Regions from separate parts of the Homo sapiens genome. Here region 2 is linked to region 1. Evidence: read pairs that join two places in POLR2A ChIA-PET (ENCODE). Cell type or tissue: HepG2. All regions are shown on one strand.

Region 1 (2,500 bases):
TTGCAGGCGTGAGCCACCAAGCTTGGCCCTACTGAGATTTTATGTGTCAATGGATTCTTTTAAAAACTATTGGGTTGCGCTAGTAGAGACATTTTTGACATGATTTTGGACATAGTCTGTGTTTGGAAGCAGAGGAAGGCTGCTCCTTAATTTTTAATTCTCCATCAGTGTCTGTGATACATATTGTGGAATTATAGATCATTATTGACAATTTCTGATATAAAAGTCATATATATGTGTGTGTATGTGATTGTGTGTGTGCATGTGTGTGTGTGTTGATAGATAGTGAAGGTCCTTGTTTTGAGTTTTTAGAGTGTATTTCCCTTTACAAAATTGTTTCTTTTGTTCATAGTGCTATTGTTGTTAATTGAGGTTATCATCAGGAGATCTTTCACCATTTAAATGGTTTCACTTTACGGGGCATCATGTGTGCATACCTTTATTTTCCATTTTAAATTTCTTTTTAAAATTCAGAGTCCTTCAGACTAAGAACATTAGGCAACACTTGGTGTAAGAAAATATGTGGTTACCATGGGGATTAGGAGCTATTCCAGGTCTGTTTGACCTCTTTTCTTTATTGCAGGTAATTTATTCTAATACATCAAAAATTGCTTCTCAGGAGAAACTCTATTCTTTGATAGGCACCCTTATAGTTCTTTAATGCCACTGGTCTGAAAGGTAAGACTTTCCAGATATATTTTATTTTTCTGAATAGTTAGACCATAATATTATCCTTGTTTAATAATAATATAATAGTAATAATAAGCATGATGTATTGCACACTTACTATGTAGCTAGCACATAATCTCATTTAATTCTTAAAACCTTTCTTTGTGGTAGTATTATTAATTAGAATTAGGTTTGGCAGACAGAGAAATAAATATCCCAAAACAATGGCTTCGGTCAATGGTTTATTTCTCTTGCCTATTCAAGAAATCCAGAAGAGTCAGTTTGGGGTTGATATGATACGGTGGCAGAGACTCAATCTCTTTCTGTCTAATACCTCTGGCACATATAGCTTCCAATTCCAAGGTCACCTCATCCACAGAGGAAACTGTTGGAGCTTCTGCCTTCATGTCCATATTCTAGCTGTAGGAAGAAGGAAGAGGAAGTCCTACCCCTTTCTTTAAGAATACTTCCCAGAAGTAGCACATGCCATTGCCACATATATCCCAAAACTCAGATGGCCACACCTAGTTGTAAAAGAGATTTTTTTCCACTCACCTGTGTGTCCTGCTAAGAACTAAGATTCTGTTGCTTTGAAAGATGAGAAGAATGAGTATTAAGAGACAGCCAGCAGTATGCCATGTTTGAGTGCCCTCATGCCCAACTTACAAATGGAAAAATTGAGTCATAAGAAGTTAAATGGACTTACTAAGAGCTCACAGCTGGTGGAGTCAAGATTCAAAGCTAGATCATTCAAACTTCAGAGCTCTCAAGCACTACTTTGAAGTGCTTCTACCGTAAAACAGTTGTTTGACTTTATTCATCTCTTCTGCTAAATTAGTCTAAAGAAAACATTTCTGGACTAAGTTGCCAGGTCAATCTGTTGAAACAATGGAATCCTTTATTTTCCCAAGCATTCTTGGCAAAGGGCACAGTACTGGTATCAACTTGTGCAATGAAGCCTTTACTTTTGCTGACCTTTTGGATAGGTGGATTCAAAAAATTTAGTGACAGGTTTAGAGAATTGCCTGGTGTACAGATTAAAGTCTTATTTTCAATCTTCTACTTGCTTAGGGTTGCAACAGGTTTTAACTTCATTAAAATATGCTTTGCTGTTCTATTGATGGTTTAGATTTTCAACAAGGTAATAAAGGGACACAGTTTTCAATAGAGCCAATAAGAATAAATAAAAATAAATGATTTACTGTAGGAAAAATCCAGTAAATTATGATCATTTTTCTACTGAAAATTTTTCAAGATAAATGATAGCACATCTTAGAATAAATCAGACTATGTTACTTCTAAGTTATTTGGAAAGTATTACATTTAGATGGTTAACTTGTAATTCTTTAATATCTTACTTGTGTAAAAATCTAAATCATATAACACATTATGAACTAGGCCTCCCTTCCTTTCCCTTTCCTTTCTTCCTTCCATTTCACAAAGCCTAATTTGTTGTTCTTTTCCTTAGGTTCGTTTTTGTTTAGATTCTTCTCTCTTCCTAGCTCACAAGGGTTTTTAATCATTCTCATGCCTGACTAGCTCTTTGCTTTCTAGCACCGAGGGAGAAAATGAGAATATGAATTAATAAATCAATAAAAAAGTAAATACCATGCTTTATACATGTCAACTCAAGATTGCTATGTTGCTTACAATTTTCAACATTTTAAATAACTTCTGTAAATTTATCAATATTTTTTAGAGGCCAGGTGGGGTGGCTCACGCCTATAATCTCAGCACTTTGGGAGGCTGAGGCAGGCAGGTCTCCTGAGGTCAGAAGTTTGAGACCAATCTGGCCAACATGGTGAAACCCCATCCCTACTAAAAATACAAA
Region 2 (2,500 bases), 140 kb after region 1:
AAAATAATTTTATGAGGCCGGGCGTGGTGGCTCATGCCTGTAATCCTAGCACTTTGGGAGGCCAAGGCGGTGGATCACCTGAGGTCAGGAGTTCGAGACCAGCCTGGCCAACATAGTGAAACCCAGTCTCTACTAAAAATACAAAAAATTAGCTGGGTGTAGTGGCAGGCGCCTGTAATCCCAGATACTTGGGAGGCTGAGGCAGGAAAATTGTTTGAACTCGGGAGGCAGAGGTTGCAGTGAGCCAAGATTGCACCATTACACTCCAGCCTGGGCAACAAGACCAAGACTCCATCGCAAAAAAAAAGAAAAAAATTATATGGCAGATTGCTTCTACATTAACTACAGCAACATTTTACAAGCCTGCAAAATTTTTGTAAAAAAACAAAAACAACTAAAACTAGCTTCATGGATCCTACTCCAGAGAGTTTGATTAAGTAAGTTGAATGCATGAACTAAGACTCTGTATTTTTAACAAGCTTCTGAGGTGCTTCTGCTAATCACTGAGTTATTGACCACTGGAGCAAGAGGAGCTAAAGAGGACCTGCTGTAGTCTGCTTGATACACACACATCATACAAATATTAATCACTGAGAAAAATTGAAAAGGCAATTTTATTGGCAATACAGATAAGGAAAGAAACAACATCAACTGCACTTCCACCTTTATCCTATTTTTCCTCCCAGGTGCAAGTCATCCCTGAGGAAGTAGTGACCAGCTGTGGATGCTACGCTGAGGCCCTTCTTTAAGAGTGATCTGATGGCACTGGATGTCTGCTGAGGCTTGTGTCTAGAAGGAATGAAAGGATGTGCCAACAACAGCAGTTGTCTCCTCGTTTTCAAAGCTCAGGCCTCATGGTATCCCCTTCTCTTGGTTCTGTTTACTAAAACATATCAGTGCCTGACTATGCCTGAATGATCCATCTTCCTTAAGGCTGCTACACCATAACTAGGAGCTTTAAAAAAAAGGGGGGGGCATTTACTCTCTGAGGCACTCAAAAAAGCACATGCTTTTAATTGAGGGATGGGGGTGACAATGGATCATTCTGTTGATTTTAACTATCTCATATTTGTTAACAGCATCATTTCCATGGATAGCTTTCTGAAAGACTGCCTATCCACTTAGAGGTGAGGAGAAGTAATAGGGGAGGAAACCCTGCCGAGCTGCAAAAAGTTCTAAATCCAGTCCTTTAATTATCTTGCTTAAAATTCTTTATTGGCTCTTTGATACCCTCAGAATAAAGCAAACTGCTTAAACATGACTTACAAAGTAATTGCTATAGTTTGAATATTGTCCCCCAAATCACATGTTGAAATTGATTCCTAGTGTCAGAGGCGGGGACTGTGAGAGGTGTTGGGGTCATGGGGCATATCTCTCATGAATAGATTAATGCTCTGTCAGCATGGGGTGGGGTTGTGTGAGTTCTCACTCTTATTAGTTCCCAAAGAGTTGGTTATTCAAAAAGAGCCTGGCATCTCCCTCCTTTTTGTCTCTTGCCTCCTCTCTCACGTGTGATCTCTGTGCATGTGCCTTTCCGTTGCCTTCCCCATGAGTGGAAGTGGCCTGAAGCCAATGCTGGTGCCATGCTTCCTGTACAGTCTGCAGAACTATGAGCCAAATAAACCTATTTTCTTTATAAATTACTCAGCCTCAGATATTCCTTCATAGCAACACAAATAGAGTAAGACAGCCATTAATATCATGCCTATACCTGAGACAGTGGTATGCATTAAACATTACATCTGCCCCTACTTTTCTAGGTCATTATAATTTTGGGGGTGGGGTGGGAGAAGCATATGACTAGTGCTAACCAATAGGCTGTGGGTAGAAGTGATGTGTGTCACTTCTAGACTGAAGTATATAAAAGTCATTCAGATGTCTGTTCCCCTGCTGTGGTGATCAAGAAAGCCAGATGTTTCTATTGTTGCGGATATGAGATGTTGTCTCCATTACTCTAGATCCCTAAGCGTTTGTGTTCATTAGATGCTGCAGCTAAACTGAAATTCTTTCAGTTCCTTGGTCATGCTTACCTGTCATCCTTTGCAAATACTTTTCTCTTTCTAGATTGCTTTTCCATCTCTTCTTCAAGTGTCTCTTTTTCTTTTTTTTTTTTTTTTTCAAAAATCTGGTTTAATCTTCTACCTAGACCACTAAAACCTTTCTCCATATCAGCAATAAGGCTGTTTTTCTTTCTTGTTATTCATCCTTTTTCTTTTCTTTTTTTTTTTTTTTTTTTTTTGAGATGGAGTCTCTCTCTGTCGCCCAGGCTGGAGTGCAATGGCACGATCTCGGCTCACTGCGACCTCCACCTCCCGGGTTCAAGCGATTCTCCTGCCTCAGCCTCCTGAGTAGCTGGGACTAGAGGCGCACACCACCACGCCCTGATAATTTTTTGTATTTTTGGTAGAGATGGGGTTTCATCATGTTGGCCAGGCTGGTCTCAAACTCCTGACCTTAAGTGATCCTCCTGCCTCGGCTTCCCAAAGTGCTGGGATTACAG

What was found. Peaks named below come from ENCODE experiments on the same cell type or tissue, not always from the same donor. Only the 100,000 strongest peaks of a DNase experiment are listed, where the experiment ranks them.
Region 2: POLR2A ChIA-PET joins it to region 1 with 5 read pairs; 2 of 35 experiments call an interaction of 5 or more read pairs at or near these places.

The regions. Positions count from the first base shown.
Region 1 is chr6:63,515,400-63,517,899 of GRCh38, reverse strand. It overlaps a transcript of LGSN not described here and a transcript of PTP4A1 not described here. Among named protein-coding and RNA genes, the nearest start is that of PTP4A1, 56 kb to the left of the region's middle. In HepG2, no CTCF peak of the experiment used is centred here; a DNase peak (open chromatin) is centred at 1,539; H3K4me3 peaks cover 1,301 bases.
Region 2 is chr6:63,377,653-63,380,152 of GRCh38, reverse strand. It overlaps a transcript of LGSN not described here. Among named protein-coding and RNA genes, the nearest start is that of LGSN, 59 kb to the right of the region's middle. In HepG2, no CTCF peak of the experiment used is centred here; no DNase peak of the experiment used is centred here.